Linked DNA regions of Homo sapiens: region 2 is linked to region 1. Evidence: read pairs that join two places in POLR2A ChIA-PET (ENCODE). Cell type or tissue: Panc1. All regions are shown on one strand. Each heading gives the region's core, and the rest is flanking DNA. Links, peaks and the distances in the headings are about the cores only.

Region 1 (13,086 bases), core at 6,174-8,673:
CCTTACCTTCAGGCATTCCTCCTTCGGGCTTTACCCACAGCTGCCGTCCTCCCTCCTGAGGAAGAGGCGACGACGGCGTCGGGGTCTCCGGGTTCAGGCGGGAGACAGCCCCCCCCCGCTCCCGATACCCTCGTTCTCTGTCTCCTAGTAGCGTGGAGGGAGATCCCCCAACCCCCCGCCAGCCCAGACCTGGGAATGGGCCGAGTCCGTCCGCCCCCGCCGGCCCGGGGACCCGGGGGCGGGAGGAGTAGGGGGCCGCACCCGGGCCACCGCCCTCCTCCTCCTCCTTCATCATCTTCCCTTCTCTGTGCAGCCCTGCGGTGCGGTGCATCTCCTCACCTCCTTTTTTCCTTTCTTCCCCGGCCAGGTCATTCTGCCCCGGTCCCCGGCCTGCCCTTCCCCTTTCTGGGCCCCTCGGAGCCATCGCCGTGGCCCTGGCGGGTTCGGGCCCTCCCGCCTTCACGGCAAGGCCGGTGGGTTCGGCCGTGCCTTTACACTTCACGGGGGACAGGCCGCCAGAAGCGGGGGGTGCTGAGGAGGACCTCAGGGACTGAGGCTTTGAGGGAAGAATGAGGGGGAACCCCCAAGCTGAATAGGGGAGGCCTGGAAGAATCCAGGGTGGCGTTTCCCACCTCCCCATAATAAAATCATAAAGACGGAGACGATGGCGCCGGGGCCTCCTGCTGATAAGATAGGGATGGCGGCAGAAACTTCTTTGAGAGAAAATCTGTTTCTGGGTGTCGGTATCCCCGAAACCCTAGGCCTAGGTTCTCTCCCTTTGGACCCCTGCGAAGGACACACGCAGATCCTCTTACCGCCTGGAGGAAAGGCCCTAAAGCCATTCTATGAATTCTCTCTGTCTTGTTTCTCTCTGATGGTGCTGAACTTTTCTTGCATGAGTTATTAGAGGGCGGAGCAAATGATGAAGTTCTCTGTGGAGTGATTTGAGAGAAGAGTACTCCAATGTGCCTGAGTGTAATTTTGCCGTTCTAGTTTGTCGTTTTGGAAGGAGGTCAGAATGTTAGTTCCCTCTCAACGGATCTATACTTTATCTCGTAATTTGTTAGATGCGGAGAATGTTTCCACTGTTAATGTTCCTAGAGTTTAACGTGCAATATCTGGTTAAGTAAAATTTTATATTGTTTTAACTACTACAGGTTGTATACTAGTTACCGTTTTATATTAAAGCAAGTTTTATTTTTTTGCTTTGCAATGATAACGAGATATTTGACGCATTGTTATCTAGCTTGTGGGCATGGAACATCAGGTCAAAGTAAAGTAAAATTTGCAATAAAATTGGGGTGAGGAGTTGCATGATAACTTCTCTTAATATTTTTGAACTTTGTGATTGGATTATTGAAGATATAAAGGATTGGATTATTATATTAAATATGTAAAGGATTTCCTAATGTCTGACAAATCATTGCTATGGAGAAGATTATTGTGTATATAAGTTAGTGTTGCTGCATTATGCTTATATAGAAAAATCTTTGCAGTGAATCTGATAGAGAAGTGAATATCATTATTAATCCTTTAGATTTCCTAGAGATGGTTTATGATGCCACTTGGGCCTGGCGCGGTGTCTCACGCCTGTAATCCTAGCAGTTTGGGAGACGGAGGCTGGAGATTCACATGGGGCGAGGAGTTGCAGACCAGCCTGGGCAAAACATAGTGAGGCCCCATCTCTACAGAAATAAGAAAATGAGCTGGATGTAGTGGCACCGACATGTAGTCCCAGCTACTGGGGAGGCTGAGGTGGGAGGATTGCTTGAGCCTAGGAGTTCAAGGCTGCGGTGAGTAGATCATACCACTGCGCTCCATCCCTGGCAACAGAGCAAGATCATTTCTCAAAAAGAAAAAAAAAGCCACTTATTATTATTATTATTATTATTATTTTGAGACAGTCTCGCTGTGTTGCCCAGGTTGGAGTGCAGATCTCCCAGGCACGATCTTGGCTCACTGCAACCTCCACCTCCCGGGTTCAAGCGATTCTCCTGTCTCAGCCTCCCGAGTAGCTGGGACTACAAGCGCCTGTCACCAGGCCCGGCTAATTTTTGTATTTTTAGTAGAGGCGGGGTTTCATCATGTTGGCCTGGCTGGTCTTGAACTCCTGTCCTCAAATGATCCACTCACCTCAGCCTCCCAAAGTGCTAGGATTACAGGCGTGAGCCACCGCGCCTGGCCCTAAAAGCCACTTAATTAATTTTCAGTTTCTTATGCTAATTACTACTCTTCCCAAACTCTGATTGGTTTAACGCCACATTACTTCTTCTGTTGCAACATTTTTATTAGGTACACACAAAAACCGAAGTGTGGTGAGTTGAATTGACTCACTTAATTGCTTTAATTCTGTTTCTGTTCGTCTACGTAGCTTGATTGCTGGATCAAGTTGGAGTCCCTCAATCAGTAGACAGTGGTATCTGGAGATCTACAGAGCGAAAATACCTTTGAGTGTTCTTCAAATATTGTGAATTTCTATTGATAATTTTTGGGATTCTTTTTACAAGATAGTGATTAACCGTTAGAAACACATGATTGATTTCTTTTTGCCTTTTTTACATGTCTTAAAATTTTTTTGGGGTTCTCTCCACATACGTTTTAATCGTAGTGTTTATAATTAAAAGGTATTTTATATTTATTTTAGTGACCTTAATAGCTTATGCTCTGATTTCACAAAGGTTTTACTTGGAAGCTCAATATTCTTGTAAAAACAAATGCATCATCAAAAATGTGAGTCCTTACTTTTTAGGCAGGAGCAAAAAAAAGAAAAAGAAAAAATAAAAATAAATGTGAGTCTTATCTTTTTTTGGCATTTAGAAATAGAACGGAAAATTGAAAGATTTTAGAAAAGTCTTATTTCTTACTGAATAGAACAGATCTCTCTCTGATTCAGTGAGTATGAAATAATGACTGATGTTTTTTTTTTTTTTGAGACGGAGTCTCGCTCTGTCACCCAGGCTGGAGTGCAGTGGCGTGATGTTGGCTCACTGCAAGCTCTGCCTCCCAGGTTCACACCATTCTCGTGCCTCAGCCTCCCAAGTAGCTGGGACCACAGGCGCCTGCCACCACGCCTGGCTAATTTTTTGTATTTTTAGTAGAGACGGGGTTTCACCGTGTTATCTGGGATGGTCTCGATCTCCTGACCTCGTGATCCGCCTGCCTCGGCCTCCCAAAGTGCTGGGATTACACGTGTGAGCCACCGCGCCTGGCCTAATGACGGATTTTTGATTTTTTTTTTTTTTTTTTAAGAGATGGAGGTCTCCTCTCTTTGTTGCCCAAGCTGTTCTCCAGTTTCTGGGCTCAGCCATCCTCTTGCCTCAGCCCTCCCAGTAACTGGGGCTACAGGTGCACATCACTGTGCCTGGTTCAGTAATGGCTGATTAAAAAAGATTATTAAAAAGACAATATCATAAAAACTTTTTTTTTTTTTTTTGAGACGGACTGGGTCTCACACTGCCACCCAGACTAGAGTGCAGTGGTGTGATCACGGCTCACTGCAGCCTCTAGGGTAACTTTCTTTATTTTTTGTGGAGATGGGGTCTCACTTTGTTGTGCAGGCTGGTCTTGAACTCCTGGGCTCAAGCAATCCACCCACCTTGGCCTCCCAAAGTGCTGGGATTACAGGCGTGGGACACTGCACCTGGCCGAAATAATTTTGATAAAAGGGAAAAGAACTAATTCTCCTTCTCACAACAGCAATATTTATTTTACATATTATCTTCCACTTCTTGTTTATATGCTTATTTTTACATTGTGGATCATAGTATATACAATTTCTGAGATTTCTTTTTCTTTTTTTTTTTTTAAAGACGGTCTTGTTCTGTCACCCAGGCTGGAGTACAGTGGCACAATTATAGCTTGCTGCATCCTTACCGCCTGGGCTCAAGTGATTCTCCTGCCTCAGCCTCCAGAGCAGTTAAGACTACAGGCATGTGCCACCATGCCCAGCTAAAATACACGGTTCTGAAATTTTCACTTAACATTATGCTACAAACCTTTTTTGCATGGTCAGACTGATAAGCAGGTAGCCAAGAGAAGTGATGACCTTTGAAGTAACCACACTGAGAAGCTGTATACAGTATGGTTTACCATTGATGCTTGCTTTTTGTTTGTTTTTGTTTTTGTTTTTGTTTTCGACAGAATTTCACTCCGTCACCCAGGCTGGAGTGCAGTGGCATGATTTCGGCTCACTGCTGTCTCCGCCTCCTGGGTTCAAGCAGTTCTCCTGCTTCAGCCTCCGCAGTAGCTGGGATTACAGGCTCAAGCCACCATGCCCGTCTGATTTTTGTATTTTTAGTAGAGATGGAGTTTCACCATGTTGGGCAAGCTGGTCTCAAACTGACCTCAAGTGATCTGCCCTCCTCAGCCTCCCAAAGTGCTGGTATTATGGGCGTGAGCCACTGCAACCGGCCCCACTGATGCTTTCTGTGTCATTTAAAGCTACATAAGAAAACCAGTCTTGTTACTTTTATAGTCATTCCACATTTTACAATACTACTGTTTGATCTCCTCTGATATTTATCATACATGGCTTTGAATTACTGTTGAAAACTCAGAAGTCATATCAATTCTCAAAACATGAAGGAAAAATATGCAGCTGGATCTATTCTGAAAGAGCAATTTTTAAAAATGTTTTGAAGCCAGGTGCGGTGGCTCACGCCTGTAATCCCAGGCACTTTGGGAGGCCAAGGCGGGTGGATCACCGGAGGTCAGGAGCTTCAGACCAGTCTGGCCAACCTGGTGAAACCCTGTCTCTCCGAAAAATACAAAAATTAGCTGAGCATGGTGGTGCACGCCTGTAGTCCCAGCTACCCAGGAGGCTGAGGCAGGAGAATCTCGTGAACCCAGGAGACGGAGGTTGCAGTGAGCCGAGATCCAGCCACTGCACTCCAGCCTGGGCGACAGAGCGAGACTCTGTCTCCAATTTTAGTATATGTGCTGCTGAAGCGAGCACAGAGCGAGACCCTGTCTCAAAAAAAGAAAAAGTAAATAAAAGTAAAAATGTTTTGAGCCATGGCAGTATTCCATTAGCACCAACTTTGGGCTGACATCCACTACACATATACACTGGTGCACATGTGTAATCAGAATAATTCATGGAGTGAAGGTGAGGGATACATAGACACTATAGAACAGGTGAAAAATAAGCTAGCAGTCTAAGGACAAATGTGAGGGCATAGAAAGTGGAGGCTAAGAAGAGTACAAGAGGTTACTGGTACGGAAATTCATAGAGCTTTGTGCATAGCGGCAATAACATACTTGAGAAAATTATAGAACCTCAGTTGTAGAAGAGACCTTAATCTTTCAGATGGTTGATGAGTGCATATTTATTATAAAAATTAGGGGCTGTCATGTTTGTGGTATTTAACTTTATGGCCAATTTCCATTCATGTTCTTTTTTTTTTTTTTGAGACAGAGTCTCACTCTGTGGCCCAGGCTGGAGTGCAAAGGTACGATCTTGGCTCACTGCAGCCTCCACCTCCCGGGTTCAAGCGATTCTCCTGTCTCAGCCTCCTGAGTAGCTGGGATTACAGGCATGCGCCACCACGCCCGGCTCATTTTGTATTTTTAGTAGAGACGGGGTTTCTCCATTTTGGTCAGGCTGGTCTCGAACTCCCGACCTCAGGTGATCCTCCTGCTTCGACCTCCCAAAGTGCTGGGATTACCGGTGTGAACCACCGCGCCTGGCCTCATTCATATGCTTTTGTACAGAACATTTCCTTTCTCTTGGGTTAATATTAAACTATGATTAAGTTCTCTGTGTCTGGAAAGGTGGTCACAGTATTATAGATGTTAAGAGAAAACTTCAGGAATTTTAAGAATAGTTTCAATAGGGAATACATTTCAGAATTTCTTTTTTTTTTTTTTTTTGAGACGAAGTCTTATCCTGTCACCCAGGCTGGAGTGCAGTGCTGTGATCTTGGCTCATTGCAACCTCCGCCTCCCCGGTTCAAGTGATTCTCCTGCCTCAGCCTCCTGAGCAGCTGGGACCACAGATGCGCGTCACGACACCCAGCTAAATTTTTTGTATTTTTAATGGAGATGGGGTTTCATCTTGTTGGCGAGGCTGGTCTCAAACTCTTGACCTCAGGTGATCCACCCACCTCAGCCTCCCAAAGCGCTGGGATTACAGGCTTGAGCCACCATGCCTGGCTGAAGTTTCAGAAATTTAAGGGAGGTAATTTTGAGTTGCGAATGGAATCTTACTAGTAGATTCATTTATTGGTAGACTGCTACGTGCCAGGCATGGTTCACATCTTAAGGATACAACTGTGAGCAAGGCGTGGTGTCTGTCCTCAGAAAGCTTAAAGGTTAACAGGAATAGAGACACACGAATAGGTATTAGAATACAGTGAGAGAATGGTAAGGAGCTAATACTGGAGCACAAAAGAGGGAGGTCAAGAAAACCTTCCCAGAATAAATACTTTTTTATCTAAAATCTGGAAGATGTTTCTTGCAGGAGAAACATGCAGAGACTTGGAGGGGAATTGGGCAGACATGTATACAGACAGAGATGAGAGAGGGGAGACAATCGGTTTAGGGAATTGATAATTCCAAATGAGTAAAGCACAGCTAGTGCAATAAATGGACCTCAAGAGATAAATGGGAGATTGGGTTGGGCCTTATAAGCCATGTTAAAAAAAATCTTGTCTTTATTCTGAGAATAGTGGGGAGTCAAGGGTTTTAATTAGAGGAGTGAGACTGGGCACTGTGGCTCACACCTATAATTCCCGCACTTTGGGAGGCTGAGGTGGGAGGCCTGGAGCTTGAGATCAGCCTAGGCAACATAGTGAGACCCCATCTCTACAAAATGTATTAAAATTTTATTTATTAAAAAAGGAGTTACATCTGATTTGACCTTTTTTTTTTTTTTAAAGAAAGAGTTACTTGGCTATAATGGAGAAGAGATAGGCACAGAGATCAGTAGAAGGCTGTTATATTAACCCAAGAAAGATAGTGGTGTCCTGAAAAAAGTTAGTGGCGGAGAAGTGGACTCCAAAAGGTATGGGAAGAAATCAGAGTCAAAATGAAGTTTAGGATTCTGTTTTGGACACCTAGGTATGTAACAGTGCTATTTATGAAGGTATGGAATAGCAGAAAGGTGTGGGGAGAAGATGGTTAGCTCAGTTTTGGATAAGTTAAGGTGCTGCTAATAGGACTTCCAGATGGAGCTGTTGAAGCAGATGAATATTTGGGTCTAGAAAGAAGAGTGAGAAATCTGTCATATTCATGGCAGTTAAAGTTATAAAAATGGGGCTAGGTGCGGTGGTTCACACCTGGAATCCCAGCACTTTGGGAGGCCGAGGCGAGTGGATCACCTGAGGTCAGGAGTTTGAGACCAGCCTGACCAACATGGTGAAACCCCGTCTCTACTAAAAATACAAAACTAGCCGGGCATGGTGGTGTGTGCCTGTAATCCCAGCTACTCAGGAGGCTGAGGCAGGAGAATTGCTTGAACCTGGAAGGCGGAGGTTGCAGTGAGCTGAGATCACGCCATTGCACTCCAGCCTGGGCGACAGCGAGACTCTGTCTCAAAAAAAAAAAAAAAAAAAGGTTATAAAAATGGATGAGGCGAGGCCTAGTGGCTCACACCGGTAATCCCAGCACTTTGGAATGCCAAGGTGGAAGGATTGCTTGAGGCCAGAAATTCAAGACCAGCTTGGGCAACATAGCAAAGAGCCTGTTTCTACAAAAAGTAAAAAAAAATTAACTGGGCCTGGTGGTGTGCACCTGTAATCCTGGTTGACTTGGGAAGATTGCTTGAACCCAGAACTTTGAGGCTGCAGTGAACTATGCTCCTGCTGCTATACTCCAGCCTGGGTGACAGAGAGAGACCTTGTCTCTTAAAAAAAAAAAAAAAAAAAAAAAAAAATTAGGAAAAGAGAAAGGATGGCATCTTGCAGGAGGGAGTGTAGTGTGGGAAATAGTAGACTCCAGGACACAATGCTGAAGGAACACCAACATCCGGGGGACTGCAAAGAAGAAAGTGCAGAGAAGACTCAGGAAAAACCAAAGATGTAGGAGGAAAACCAGGAGAGTATCATGGCACTTAAAGCATCAGGAGTGGCCACGTGTGGTGGCTCATGCCTGTAATCCCAGCACTTTGGGAGGTTGAGGCAGGTGGATCACATGAGATCAGGAGTTTGAGACCAGCCTGGCCAATATGGTGAAACCCTGTCTCCACTAAAAATACAAAAAATGAGCCGGGCATGGTGGTGGGCACCTGTAATCCCAGCTACTCGGGAGGCTGAGGCAGGTGAATCGCTGGAACCCGGGAGTCAGAGGTTGCAGAGAGCCAAGATCTTGCCACTGCACTCCAGCCTGGGCAAGAGAGTGTGACTCTGTCTCAAAAAAAAAAAAAAAAAAAGTGAAAAATTATTTTGTAAATGGAATAATTAGTCTCTAATTAGTCCTTTGTTTAGCTAACACAATTAGCTTCAAGATGGCTCTCTTCTGTCCCTGTGGTGCTTCAGAATCTTAGAGTTGATAAAATTCACATCCATGCAGGACTTTAAGTGCCCCAAGGTACTTTGGGTTTATCCACTCACCTTGTCAAGTGGATAAGTCAGATGGGGGTTGGAGGCCAGGCAGATAAGCAACTTGTCTCCAAGACTGGGATTGTCCTGCTATGCCCCACCTTATGCTCCCTGAGGCTCTGAGCTGAGTTTCAGGCCTCTGCCATGTCCCCACTCTTCCATGACCCAGCTCCACAGTTTCCCAAGGATACAGTGAAGCCAGCTGGCACCTAATGGTCAGGCAGGAGGGGAACAAGTACCCCAAGCCCCATCACAGCCAAGAAAAGAGGCACAGTGGCCAGGCCACAATCTGGAGCGGATGAGGGGGCCAGCTCCACAGAGGGTCCATTGGCCCACACAGGCACTGTCCACATGCTCCTCTCAGGGACCGGCTTGTTGGAGGGCTTGTTGCCAATGTTCTTATACGTGGTAGATACTCAGTAAATGTTTGCTGGCGTGGAAACACTTACATGTTGCGGTGACCTGCCAGTTTAGCCCACATGCCTGGCCTTCCGCCCTCCCCAGGGCAGCTGTGCCTCAGCCGCTTGTGGTAGAGATGATCCCCAGACCAGGTGGTGACTGGCCCCGCTAGGTTGGGCTGTTGTGTCCTCTGGTTATGGCTTGATCAGGCTGGCATGCAGCCAGGCGAGGACTTGGCGGGCTGGGCTGCCCATAGCCTAGTCTGTTTTTAGTCTCCTGTTTTCCAGAATGTCATGTAAGTGTAATCACAATATGTAACCTTTTGAGTCTGGCTTCTTGCTCTTAAACTATTGTGTTTGAGATTCATTCATGTTGTCATGGTTAGTAGTTCCTTCCTATTTATTGGGGAATAGTATACCATTGTATGGTTGTACTGTGGTTTGTTTATGCATTTATCAAATGAAGGACACTTTCCAGTTTGGGGACATTATAAATAAAGCTGCCAAAAACAGTCGTGTACAAGTGTGTGAATATCTTTTGATAAATACCTAGGAGTGTGTTTATTGGATCATATAATAATAGTTATATTAACTTTCTAAGAAGCTGACAAATAATTTGTGACTTTCTGGTATAGTGACTTTCCAAAGTCACTTTGGAAAGTATAGTGGCTTTGAGAGGCTGATGCGGGAGGATTGCTCTAGGCCAGGAATTTGACGCCAACCTGGACAACAAAGAGAGACCCCCACATCTGTATTAAAAAATAGTAATAAAAGAGAGTTCCAGTTGTTCTGCATTCTTTCCATCATTTGGTATTTTTAATTGTCTTTTTTTTTTTTCTTTTGAGACAAGATCTCATTCTCTTGCCCCTGGTGGAGTGCAGCCGTGTTATCATAGCTCACTGCAGCCTCAAGCTCCTGGGGTCAATAATCCTCCTGCCTCAGCCTCCTGAGTAGCTGGGACTACAGGCACACACCACCATGCCCAGCTAATTTTTAATTTTCTGTATAGATGAGGTCTCCCTGTGCTGCCTAGGTTGGTCTCAAACTCCTGCCTTGGTCTCCCACAGTGCTGGGGTTACAGGTGTGAGCCTCCACGCCTGGGCTTTTTTGTTTTTTGTTTTTGAGATGGAGTCTCACCCTGTCACCCAGGCTGGAGTGCAGTGGTGTGATCTTGATTTATTGCAGCCTCTGTCTCCTGGGTTCAAGCGATTCTCCTGCCTCACCCTCCCAAGTAGCTGGGACTACAGGCGTGCACCACCTTGCCTGGATAATTTTTGTATTTTTACTAGAGACTAGGGTTTCACCACATTGGCCAGTCTGGTCTTGAACTCCTGGCCTCAAGTGATCTGCCCGCCTCAACCTCCCAAAGTGTTGGGATTACAGGCGTGAGCTACCGTGCCTGGCCATTGTTTTTTTTAAAGCCATTTCAATAAGTGTGTAATGGTATGTCATTGTGGTCTTAATTTGCATTTCTCAGGTGACTAATGATTTGGGGCATTTTTCATGTAATAACTTACCATCTATAAATCTTTTTTTTTTTTGGTTTGAGATGGAGTCTCGCTTTGTTGCCAGGGTGGAGTGCAGTGGTGCGATCTTGGCTCACTGCAACCTCCACCTCCCAGTTTCAAGCTGTTCTCCTGCCTCAGCCTCCCAAGTAGCTGGGACTACAGGCGCCTGCCACCACACCCAGCTAATTTTTTGTATTTTTACTAGAGACTGGGGGGGGGTTTCACCATGTTGGCCAGGATGGTCTCAATCTCCTGACCTTGTAATCCACCTGCCTCAGCCTCCCAAAGTGCTGGGATTATGGGCATGAGCCACCACACCCGGCCACTATCCATAAATCTTTCAAGCCCCAACTTTTAATTATGAGATTCAACAGACATAAAATTACTCTCTCAAATTGCTGTAAACGTTTCTGAATGCTTCCACTGGAATTTGTATTTTTATCTTGTCACAGACTAGTAAGAGATAGCTGGTCTAAGGACTACCATTTGGGTAGTACTGGCCTAGGTGATGGCAGAACAGGGCCTGGAACTCTGGCATCTTGGCTCCTGGGCGCATGCATTTCCCACCATTAGCACTACTTCCTGCACCATTGGTTCCTTTTGTGAACTAATGAATGTTTGCCTTATCTGTCCCCTAACTTAGTAATTCGATTTCTCTGTACTCAGTTTTTTCTGGTATGCATTTAAAAATGTTTTCGATATTTGAAAGCTTAAAAACTCCAGGATTAGAGACTGAGGTTAAAATTTCAGCTTATTTCTCACAACTGTCATCCACTCCCATATCCTTGGCAAATAGTTTAGCTTACTTTGGTATCATTGCTGGGGAAAATGTGGAACCGAAAAGTAACCTCTTGTCCCTATCATTTCTATAGAGGGATGATGATGATTGTTTTTAAAAGTCTCTGTGACTGCTATACTTTGGTTTCTGGATGGTAGTGAAGAGATGATCACTGTCCGTCTTTTGGCACTGAGAGTAGTGTAGACAATGTGCATTAGAGTATAAACTAGGAGATAGCAGCATGAAAATGGCCATCATAAGTTGTGTGCCACAGCTGGGTTAAGGAAGGCCGTTTGGTGCCATTCAGTAGCAAGTGTAAAACAGATGGAGAGAAGGACAGATAAAGGATGTTTTAGAAGGGGGTTCATGTGGTGAGAAACAAAGTAGGACTCCTGTCATGGAGTATAGATGACTGGATTAGATTAAGCCACCCTGCTGCTGCCTACAATATCGGAGCCTCAAAATAAGTCCGTTTTTTAATTTAATTTAATTTTTTTTTTTTTTTGAGATGGAGTCTCGCTCTGTCACCCAGGCTGGAGTGCAATGGCGCAATCTTGGCTCACTGCAACCTCCACCTCCCGGGGTCAAACGATTCTTCTGCCTCAGACTCCTCAGTAGCTGGGGTTACAGGCACGCATCACCATGCCTGGCTAATTTTGTTTGTACTTACAGTAGAGACGGGGTTTCGCGGTGTTAGCTGGTCTCAAACTTCTGACTTCAGGTGATCCACCCACCTTGGCCTCCCAAAGTGCTGGGATTACAGATATGAGACACTGCACCCAGTCCCAAAAAGCCCATTTTTAACAAGTTTGCAAATAGTTTAAATCGTAAACTTGTCAAACTTGTTTTATTAGCCCCCCCTTAAAAAAAAAGGTATGTTCTTCTAACTGTAGTAAGATAGAAGTCCAAATTCTTTACAGCTGATCCATCAGAAATTGTTAAGTCCCTCTTGGGTGCATAGGTAAAATGTGGGTAAAATGTGTAACTTCACTAAACTTGTTTATCACTGTTCCCTCACTTACATCATTTAGCCCTCCTTACTTTTCCTCTTCCCTTTCAGTTAACCTTCACTTCTTCATATTCCTCTGTGTAGCTCAGTGGTAGTGTTATTGGCAATTACAGTAGGACTGTTCTATCCATTCCAGAAGTTTAATACTTTTAGTTGCCTTTGACTGCTGACAAATTACCGCAAATTGAGTGGTTTAACACAGATTTATTCTGTGATGGTTCTGGAGGCCGGAAGTCTGAAATGAAGGTTCGAGTAGTCTTTTGGAGGACGTTTTTCAGTCCACCACATCACCCCTGGCCTCTCTCCATGAAATGCCAGTAGTATCCCCGACTCCCCAGGCATGAAACACCAAAAATGGTCTCTCATGTTACTGAATGCCTCTAGTGCTTCGACACTAAGAACCACTGGAACCTTTAATTATCTTTCAGTTAGCTCCTGTTTCTGAAATGATTCACTAAGTGATACGCTAAGAACAACTGATGATACGGGAACAGATGGCTTAGCTTGGCTTTGTTTAAGAAAGTGGATGGTATACTTTGCTTCATGGGCTTCTTTCTAGCACTGGCTTTGTTCAGACTTAACCAAGATTTAGCATGTGCTTCCTTTTAAAAAATCTGCATGTGTAGTGGTACTTTCTTTGGAACGCTCTTGCAGTTCACTATCCTGACAGACTCCAAAGATGGAAGTCATCCTGTCACATTGTTTATTTATTTATTTATTTATTTATTTATTTAATTTATTTAGAGACAGGGTCTTGCTCTGTTGCCCAGGCAACAGAGTGCAGTGCAGTGGCGTGATCTTGGCTCACTGCAACCTACGCCTTCTGGGTTCAAGTGATTCTTCCACCTCGGCCTCC
Region 2 (10,645 bases), core at 5,069-7,568, 200 kb after region 1:
TGTGACCCTGTGGAATGAGACTTTCCCCCACACTCTGAGGAACCACTGAAGGAAGCTCTTCAAGTGGCAACACTGTAGCGGGGAGCAAGGATGAGGCGGCTGGTGGGCTGAGCAGATCTCCAGCTGTCTCCGCAGCCCTTAGAATGCAAACACTGCACAGCCTTCCAAGCAGAGGATCCTAACTGCAAGGGGAGGTCGGCCTGCAAACCTCGGCCCTCCGCGGGTCGTGGCAGGACACTCTTTGCCGAAGTGACGTGCTGAGTTTAGAGGAATTCTCACCTTGGTCTCTGCCTTCTTTTCAGTTCCCCCCACAGGGCAGCCCCGGGGGCCTCACCGTGGGTGCCGAGCTCTTCCAGAGCAGAGTCCGCCTCTTGATGGGGCAAAGGGTGTTCTTGTACAGGTAGACGGCATCCTCCAGGAAGATGGCAATGGAGCCCAGCGCCAGCAAGGTCAGGATGCTAGTGAGGGCAAGTTCCACAGGGCCCAGGGCTAGAGGAGGAGAAGGCAGAGAGCTGACGACCGGGACTGAGCGGGAGAAGGCCTGGGCTTGTTCCTCGGATCGAAATTGCCTTACTGGATCTAGGCTCCCACCCGTGCACAGGAATGAGGATTTTTTAGACCTAGAGTATTCAACCTAAGAAATAGTCTTTTTTTTTTCTTTTTCTTTTTTTTTTTTTTTTAAGACGGAGCCTCACTCTGTTGCCCAGGCTGGAGTGCAGTGGTGTGAACTTGGGTCACTGCAACCTCCATCTCCTGGGTTTAAGTGATTCTCCTGCCTCAGCCTCCCAAGTAGCTGGGATTACAGACACCCACCACTATGCCCGGCTAATTTTTATATTTTTAGTAGAGATAGTTTTCTCCATGTTGGCCAGGATGGTCTCGAACTCCTCACCTCAAGTGATCCACTCGCCTTGGCCCTGCAAAGTGCTGGGATTATAGGCCTCAGCCCCCGTGCCCAACCCCACTTCACTTTTCTATCTCCAGTGCCAGGTGCTGCACTAGCGAATGTAGATCAATTAACATAATTGAAGCCGAATATAATTTATGGGACATTCTGGATCTGTTTAAGTTGATTTCACCAAAATTATATGGTGAAACCAGGACATTAGCAGAGAACTTTTTTGTGGGGAGGAGGACAGGTTCTCACTCTGTCGCCCAGGCTGGAGGGCAGTGGTGTGATCATGGCTCACTGCAACCTTGACCTTCCGGGTTCAAACCATCCTCCAACCTCAGCCTCCCAAGTAGCCTGGGACTACAGGTGTGCACCCCCACCACGGCCGGCTAATTTTTAACATTTTCTGTAGAGACGGGGTCTCACTACGTTGCCCAGACTGGTCTCAAACTCCTAGGCTTAAGCAGTCCTTCCACCCTGGTCTCCCAAAGTGCTGGGATTACAGACGTGAGCCACCACACTCGGCCAGGGGAGAACTTCAACAAAAGAGAAACGGATCAAATAAAAACCCCAAGGACACCTGACGCACGCTGGCCTCATGCTTGGTCTTACATGAACTATAGTCCAAGGTTTTCAAACTTTCGTGGATATTGCAGTCATTTTGGGAGTTGTTAAAAAGCAGCTAGCTGCCCAGGCCCTACGTTCAGACATGTGCGTCCATAGATCTGAGATGGGCCCAGTCATCTGCATTTTTAACAAGCTCACCTGATAGTGGTCGGAGGATAGCAGACACTTTGACAAATACTGGTAGACCTCATCTGGCCTCACCGTTGCTAACAGAAAAAAATGAATATAGTCACAATATGTGTTTCCGAACAAACGTGATTCATTAATGCAGCCGTTAGTTTTAAAGAAAGGGTTCTAGGTCCTTAGTGAACCTGTGGTCATTTATCTAAGTGTCTTTTCTAGTTATTGGACCCTCCTTTGCACCTGCTACCTGACTAGATAAGAGGAAGAAAGGGAGAAAACTGCCACACTCCAGTCATTGTCCTGTTGCCTTGCGGGGTGAGCACGAGGAAGGGATTAGCTAGTCTGCTCTGTGTTTTGGTGACTAAGGAACATGAGGGCAGCTCAGTGGGAGCAATATGACTGCTGAAACCAAAACAGGGAGAAAGGTGGCCACGGTACAGACTTGAGCTGGAGCTCTTGTCTCGGTCAGTCGCACCTGGTGGCACCACAGGACCAACCAGGACTATGGGTGAATTTGTCAAAAAATACGCTGACCCTCGGCTGGGCACGGTGGCTCACACTGGTAGTCCCAGCACTTTGGGAAGCTGAGGTGGGCGGATCACTTGAGGCCAGGAGTCCAAGACCAGCCTGGCCAACATAGTGAAACCCCACCTCTACTAAAAATACAGAAATTAGCCGGGTGTGGTGGCGCCTGCCTGTGGTCCCAGCTACTCCGGGAGAGGTGAAGGCTGTAGTGAGCCAGGATCACACCGCTGCACTCCAGCCTGGGTGAAAAAAAAAAAAAAAGGAAAATACCTATAATACTGAAAAAAGTTAGCAATGCTTATGTTTGGGTGATGGGACTATGGATGATTTGTGTCTTCTTTTCTACTTACTTTTTTCTATCTTTTCTGAGTAGTCACTTTTTTAAAAATTAAACAACTTAAATTTATTTTCTCATAGTTTTGGAGGCTAGTTCAAGATCAAGGTGTCAGCAGGTTTGATTTCTCCTGAGGCCTCTCTCCTCCACTTGCAGACAACTCTCCTCTCCTCCCCTCCCCTCCCCTCCCCTCTCCCATTCCCTCCCCTCTCCCCTCTCCTCCCCTCTCCTCCCCTCCCATCTCCTCCCCCCCCCGCCCCGCCCCCTTCTCTTCTTTCAACGAAGTTTCACTCTTGTCGCACAGGCTGGAGTGCACTGGTCTGATCTTAGCTTACTGCAGCCTCCACCTCCCAGGTTTAAGTGATTCTCCTGCCTCAGCCTCCCAAGTAGCTGGGATTACAGGCACCTGCCACCACGCCCAGCTAGTAGAGACGGTTTTCGCCATGTTGGCCAGGCTGGTCTTGAACTGACCTCAACTGACCCGCCCACCTCGGCCTCCCAAAGTGCTGGGATTACAGGCGTGAGCCACCGGGTCCAGCCGACAACCGCGTTTCTACTGTGTCCCCACATGGCCTTTTCTCGGTGTGTGAAAATCCCTAGTGTCTTTCTTTTCCAATTATTCTATAATGAATATGTATTTATAACAAAAATAAACCTTTTTTTAGAAAAGAACATATTTTTCCAAATATACAATGATGTGAAAAATTTATTTTGTATCATGCTTACAAAAACAGAACATAAAATTTTAGGAATAGTATGATTTCTACAAATGTTAAATAAAAACATAGAGAAAGGGCTAGGCACAGTGGCTCATGCCTGTAATCCCAGCACTTTGGGAGGCCGAGGCGGGTGGATCACTTGAGGTCAGGAATTTGAGACCAGCCTGGCCAACATGGTGGAACCCCATCTCTACCAAAAATACAAAAATTAGCCAGGCATGGTGGCGAGTACCTGTAATCCCACCTACTGGAGAGGCTGAGGCAGGAGAATTGCTTGAACTGGGAGGTGGAGGTTGCATTGAGCTGAGATCACACCACTGCACTCCAGCCTGGGCCACAGAGCCAGACTCTGTCTGAAAAAAAAAAAAAAAAAAAAGGCATTAAAAAAAAGGAAATTACACTAAGATATTTGCCGTGCCTGTCTCTGGGTGGGACTGTAGATGATTTTTTTCTCTTTTTACTGTTCTGTATTTTCTTTCTTTCTTTTTTTTTTTTTAACTAAACCTGAATGATTTTTATAATAGAAATGTTTAATTAAAAAAACTCAGACAATAGGCAAAGTCCAGATAGGAAAAAGCCAACATTAATGCAGGTGGTTTTCCAAAACCAATGTTCTGTGGTTGGGAAGCGGGGGCCATTGCTAGAGCCTCTCTTACCCCCAGCCCCGTGTGCTCATCAGCCCTTGGAGAGCGTAAAAACTGCCCTTTCACACGCCACCAACCCAGTCCTTCCCAGTCTTCATTTCCCTAACTGCTCCCTGCTCCGTGAAAATCTCCATTCCGGGTAACGTTATGTCCTCCTTCCGCCCACATCAGGGCTATTTGTATTTACACAGCTGTTTACTCGCTTATTCTCGGCTCTCCACCTTGTGGTGCACACTCCACGGAGGCAGGGACCTTGTCAAGCTTGTGCTCTGTTCTCAAACGCCCGGAGGAGTAACGGCTCTGTAACTATTTGTTGAATGAAAGAAATAACCTATGAGAATTCCTATCATCATCTGCATTTCATAGACTTTTTCAGGAAACGAGGCTCAGAGAAGGAAGCACATCTCCCAGGGTCACACAGCCTGGAAGTGAAGGAGCAGAGATTTAAACGCAGGTATTCGTGACTAAGCCCACACTCTTATTAACCATGACACACAGTGACTCCAGGTGTGTGTACTCGTGGATATGGGAGAGATCATCAAAGGCAACCCTGGGAGGGCCGTTCCATTTATGAAGGTGAGGGTGGGGCAGATTCTGACTGTTCAACACAAATGGTTTTGCAGTGTCTTCTAACTGTTGCCTTTGGTACTCTAATTAGGAAAGGAAAAGTTCCTTAGCATCCATAGCCCGATACTGGGTCTGTCCATCAAACTATCTTCTTAGGAGATGGCCTCTTCTTTGCTGGTTAAACTCAATTTCCCCAAAAGGGCATCTAAATAGACACTATGGGACAAAAGTATTCCACAGCTGAAGAATTTTTGGAAATGCATTAAGGTTAAATGTGATGATTCCTGCAGAGCATACTGACATTTTTAATCTGCTAATTTACATTGTAAATTTCCAAAAGGAGGGTCTAGAACGCACCTTTTACAAAACTTAACTTTTTTTTTTTTTTTGAGATGGAGCCTTACTCTGTCGCCAGGCTGGGGTGCAGTGGCGCGATCTCGGCTTACTGCAAGCTCCGCCTCGTGGATCCAAGCAATTCTTCTGCCTCCGCCTCCCAGGTAGCTGGGATTACAGGTACCCACCACCATGCCCAGCTAATTTTTGTATTTTAAGTAGAGATAGGGTTTCACCATGTTGGGCAGGCTGGTCTCAAACTCCTGACCTCAAGTGATCCACCCGCCTCGGCCTCCCAAAGTGCTGGGATTACAGGTGTGAGCCACCGTGCCTGGTCACAAAACTTAACTTCCTACAGAACTCTGTTTCCATGAAGGACTCCTTGGGATTAAGAGTCTGAGACTTTGGGAAATGCTTGTCTAGTTGACCATTTTGAATATAATCATACTTATAGCAACTATTAAATTTCCCACTGTCTCTGGAATAGCAAAGACTACTTTTTAAAATAATGAAAACAGGAACATTAAATAAGAATTTGAAAAAAGAGTAATCACCCATAATCCCAGCTTTCTAACCAAAAATTATTTCCATGCTTGCATATTTGCTTCCAGTAGCTTAGGAGCACAGTGTAGAGCACTGGAGTCAGACACTTGAGTTCAAAGCAAAATGCCAGGCCGGGCGGGGGGGCTCACGCCTGTCATCCCAGCACATTGGGAGGCCGAGGCGGGCGGATCACGAGGTCAGGAGATCGAGACCATCCTGACTAACACGGTGAAACCCCGTCTCTACTAAAAAATATACAAAAAATTAGCCGGGTGTGGTGGCGGGCGCCTGTAGTCCCAGCTACTCGGGAGGCTGAGGCAGGAGAATGGCGTGAACCTGGGAGGCGGAGCTTGTAGTGAGCTGAGATCACACCACTGCACTCCAGCCTGGGGGACAGAGCGAGACTCTGTCTCTTAAAAAAAAAAAACAAAAAACCAAACCAAACAAACAAACAAACAAAAACAAAGTAAAATGCCACTTACTAATAGCTCTATGGCCATAGACAGGTTACTTATCCTCTCCTTAAGCTTCTTAGCAAAGCACCTGGCGTGTAGTATTTGTTCAATAAAAAGTAGCTTTAAGGCCGGGCGCAGTGATTCACGCCTGTAATCCCAGCCCTTCAGGAGGCCGAGGCAGGAGGATCGCTTGAGCTGGAGCGTTTGAGATCAGCCTGGGCAACGAAGTCAGACTCTGTCTCTACAAAAATTGAAAGTTAGCCCAGGCATGGTGGTGTGTGCCTGCAGTCCCAGCTACTCGAGAGGATGAGGTGGGAGGATCACTTGAGCCCAGAGCTCGAGCTGCCGTGAGCCGTGATTTTAAAATTAAAAAAAAAAAATTGATTCAATCATTCTTCTAGAATAATAGCTTTTTTTTCTCTCTCTCTTTTTTTTAAATTGAGACAGGGTTTCGGTCTGTTGCCCAGGCTGAGGCTGGTGGTGCAATCATAGCTCACTGCAACCTCGACCTCCTGGGGTTGCAGCATGGGCCACCGTGACTGGCCTGAAATAGTTTTCTTAGCATTTAATTTTAAGTTCGAGACCAGCCTGGGCAACATGGAGAAACTCCACCTCTACAAAAAAATACAAAAATTAGCTGGGCTTGGTGGCATGTGCCTGTGGTCCCCAGCTACTAGGGAGGCTGAGGTGGGAGGATCACCTGAGCCCAGCAGGTGGAGGGTTGGGGTAAGCCGAGATCGCACCACTGCACTCCAGCCTGAGTGACACAGTGAGACCCTGTCTCAAAAAAAAAAAAAAAAAGAAAAATTAAGGAACAACAAAGTTTACAAATGAAGCGAGGAAGGAGTTTCGCCACAGCCTCCCAGAGGCACTTCTTCCTGCTTCTCCTATTTCTGGCTGTGCCGTCACCATTGCCCAGAACCAGCACTTACACGCCTAGGTCTTTCCTAGATTGCCTGCTCTTTCTTTGAACTGCCTGTTTCCCAACCCTTCCTCTTCTTTCCCTGCCACTGCCCTGCCTCAGACTCTTTTCCCGCATGGCAGGCCGGGGCAACGACCTCTCATTTACATCCCTGCCTATTTTTTGCTGTTGTTGAGACGGAGTCTTGTTCTGTCACCCAGGCTGGAGTGCAATGGTGAGATCTCGGCTCACTGCAACCTCTGCCTCCCGGGTTCAAGCGATTCTCCTGCCTCAGCCTCCTGAGTAGCTGGGATTACAGGCACGCGCCACCACACCTGGCTAATTTTTGTATTTTCAGTAGAGACAGGATTTCACCACATTGGCCAGGCTGATCTTGAACTCTTGACCGCAGATGATCCGCCTGCCTCGGCCTCCCAAAGTGCTGGGATTACAGGCATGAGCCACGGTGTCCGGCCGCATCCCTGCTTCTTAAGCCTCTTCCTCTGCAGTCCATCCTGATTACTAACGAATGGCCGAGAAGCACGACTTTCATCCAGCCACTCCCAGCCTCAGAGCCTTCACGAGCTCCTTCTCGCTGCGGGATAAAGCACAGCTCCTCCGCCAGCCCGGCGCGCAGCGGGCCTCACCTCTCCTGCCCGGCCCTCTCAATTGTCCCCTGCTCTTCCACCAGGATCCTTGAATCCTGCCAGACCTCGCTCCCCTGGGCCTGGGGCGTCCCCGAACTCATCCTCGCAGCTTCCCTGTCCCAGGAGGGCCCGCTGGCCAAATCCTCCCCACTCTGCCTGCGGCGAGGCTTGCTGGACTAGCAGACTCAGAATGGCCTGTTCTGAACAGCCTTGGGGTTTCCGTTTGCACATTCTGAAGCAAAGCAATGTGAGAACCGTTTTCATTGCGTGAGGCAAGGTTTCTCAACCTGAGCACTATTGACACTTTGGCCTGAATAATCTTTTCTGTGGGGGCTCTTCCCGTGCCCTGTAGGAAGTTTAGCAGCTTTCCTGGCCTCTGACCACGAGATGCCAGTAGCACCTTCCAGTGTGGCAACCGGAAGTCTCCCGACACTGCCAAATATTCCCTGGGGGGACAGCTGCTGTGTAAGGGAAGGCTTGTACCACCAGCTGCACTCTCTCAACAGGAGGTTCACTGGAACTAGATGTAGCAGCCACCTACTGCCACTAACCACAGAGTGGCCACCAGGCATCTCCGGACACTGGCAGTTGGCAACCGCTCTGGTTCAGATCATCTGAAATGAAGCCCTACACAGCCCAAGGACACGCCCACGTCTGCAACAGAACGCACACTGAGAGCTTCCTGTTGCCTGGGAAACGTGTTAAATGTGCTACAGAGACACAGACTTGTATCCAACATTTCAGAGGTAGTCAGTATGCAGCAGGAAAACAAAATAAAACGCAGGCGTGAGTCACATTTTCTCTAAGCATGCTCGGGCCGTGATTCTCAATGTTTTTGGTGTCCGGGGAATAAGCTGAGCCCCATCCTATGCCTTTCACTTTCTTTTTCTTTTCCTTTTTTTTCTTTTATTTTTGAGACGGAGTCTCACTCACTCTGTTGCCCAGGCTGCAGTGCAGTGGCGTGATCTCGGCTCACTGCAACCTCCGCCTCCCGAGTTCAAGCAACTCTCCTGCCTCAGCCTCCCGAGTAGCTGGGATTACAGGTGCCCGCCACCACGCCTGGCTAATTTTTGTATTTTCAGTAGAGACGGGGTTTCACCATGTTGGCCAGGCTGGTCTCCAACTTCTGGCTTCAAGTGATCCACCTGCCTCGGCCTCCCAAAGTGCAGGGATTACAGGCGTGAGCCACCGCTCCCAGCCAATGCCTTTCACTTTCAAAAGTAATTCAGTAATAGAATCTTGTTGGCCAACACTGCGAGGACTTTTGCAGGTTCACCTATGTTTTTTTTTTTTTAATTACTGTTTTATTTGGAAAAAGTGCTTCTTGCAAAAGGGAAGCTGCAAAACAGAGACCTCTGCAACAATTACTTGTTTTTTCTTAAAGTGAAAGAATGGGTGGGATCCAAGGAATCAAAGCAGTAGATGGACGACCAGGAGCACCCCAAGTTATCTTCAGGAAACAGAGCGACAAAACGCAAAGGTAAAATTTCCAGTCAAGGAATTCTTCCAACAGCTGAACTTGAGCTGGCCTCGGGGATCCCCACACCCTCCCCTTCAGTGGACAATTATGACTTATTATTGCAAACAAATTACTCCACTACAATAAACACTGTAGAACAGGTTTTTGAATCCCATCTGTCCACCTGAGAGCTCAGGGGTGGAATGAGGCAAATACCCACAAACACACACACAAAAACCCGACAACAGAATGCTCCAGTGAGGACAAAGGTTTTTCAGAAAGGCTGGATCGTAAAACAAATACAACTGGTTCACCTGTGTGAAGCACGTCACTCACCGTAACCACCCTCTAGAGTGACATGGGTCCAGGGCGGATGCCGTGCAGCCCTCCAGGAGACCCGATGGGGCTTGGACCACTTGGGCACCATCTTGGGTCCCCAGATGGCTCTGGGGTCTGAAAAAGCGCCCCAGGTCGCAGTGTCCGCAGTTTGAATGAGCTTTGAGGCCAGTTTTGTGGAGGCCCAACATGACGGTTGCTCTCCGGAGCCAGGCTCTCATGCTACCCTTTTGACCCACTGACTCCTTGAGGCATTGCCCTTCTCCAGAGCCTTAACCACGATGACAGACACCGGGCCAGTTATTCTCCCCGGCTGCCCAGGTGCACCAGCTCAGGGCCGCCTCTCCCCAGCTCCACTCAGCTATCCTGGTTTCCCTCCTCTCAGTTCCCTCTGAGGAGGGTCCCCACTCACCTCTCAGGAGTTGGGCTGCTGTGGGAGGCTGAGAGAAGCAGGCGGAGGGGATGCCGTAATTGGTCTTCAGCACCTCCAGAAGATCTGCTGTGTACCTGGCGAGACACCAGCCTGTGCTCAGAACCATGGGGGCTGGGGGAAGGGGGAGGGTTGCACACTGGACCCTCAACCACTCCTGAGTGCAGGACTTTGTCCATTTCCCCTCAGGGCCTCTTTCTCTCTCTTTCTTTCTTTCCTTCCTTCCTTCCTTTCACTCTCTCTTTCTCTTTCTCTCTCCCTTCCCCTTCCCCTTCTCCTTCCTTCCTTCCTTCTGCTCTCTCTTTCTCTTTCTCTCTTCCTTCCCCTTCTCTTTCCTTCCTTCCTTCCTTCCTTTTTCTTTCTTTTTTTTTCTTTTTGAGACAGGGTCTTGCTCTGTTGTCCAGGCTGGAGTGCAGTGGTCTGTCTTGGCTCATACAGGCAGCCTTGACCTCCTGGGCTCAAGTGATCTACTCAACCCCCATCCCCATGAGTAAGCTGGGACTACAGGTGCACGCCACCAGGCCCGGCTAATTTTTTATATTTTTGGTAGAGACAGGATTTCGCCATGTTGCTCAGACACTGGTCTCGAACTCCAGGACTCAAACTGGAACTGGGCTTAAACTCCTGGACTCCCGCCTCAGCCTCCCAAAGTGCTGGGATTACAGGCGCCCGGCCTCAGGGCCCTTTTCTTAGAGGGAGTGGAGAACTGGCCCAGGTGGGGGAGTAAGACAAGCTGCCACCTAGCCAGGCTGTGCCTGGCTGCCGTGCCTGAAGAGCCCACCGTGGATTCTCTCCATGCGGGTCGGGCAGCAGCCCAGGGACTGACCAGAGAGGAAGAGCAGGATCCCAGAGGAAGGGTGAGTCCTTACAGACGGACGGGCCCCCTGCTGCTGAGGGATGCTGCCATTTCCTCTGCGAATGCCTTCCACAGCCCCCGCTCTGCGACCTTTCTCTCCCCACGCTGGGGGGCAAGGCCGAGGCCCTGGAGTGTCACACCCTGGCCCAAACCCACGTTGTCCCTGAGGACCTAGGAACAGCTAGAGCATTTCCAGTCCTGTCTCATTCTGAGTGCGGCCGCCAAAGGGCTCTGGGAGGGAGAGAGGACAGGCC

The links. Peaks named below come from ENCODE experiments on the same cell type or tissue, not always from the same donor. Only the 100,000 strongest peaks of a DNase experiment are listed, where the experiment ranks them.
Region 2: POLR2A ChIA-PET joins it to region 1 with 13 read pairs; 2 of 35 experiments call an interaction of 5 or more read pairs at or near these places.

Annotation. Positions count from the first base shown.
Region 1 is chr3:196,419,171-196,432,256 of GRCh38, reverse strand. The region is part of intron 1 of UBXN7 (UBX domain protein 7); the gene reads left to right. UBXN7-AS1 (UBXN7 antisense RNA 1) reads right to left here and starts at 872. Exons shown (of 2, transcript NR_046745.1): 1 at 816-872; 2 at 1-55. It also overlaps the pseudogene ZDHHC1P1. RefSeq lists enhancers at 1-298, 673-722, 299-1,073. In Panc1, for the core only: no CTCF peak of the experiment used is centred there; no DNase peak of the experiment used is centred there.
Region 2 is chr3:196,216,809-196,227,453 of GRCh38, reverse strand. It overlaps SLC51A (solute carrier family 51 member A), which reads right to left. Exons shown (of 9, transcript NM_152672.6): 2 at 9,518-9,612; 3 at 335-489. LOC105374304 (a long non-coding RNA gene) reads left to right here and starts at 7,063. Exons shown (of 4, transcript XR_001740544.2): 1 at 7,063-8,096; 2 at 8,695-8,790. RefSeq lists enhancers at 7,809-7,988, 8,069-8,218 and a silencer at 7,862-8,156. In Panc1, for the core only: no CTCF peak of the experiment used is centred there; no DNase peak of the experiment used is centred there.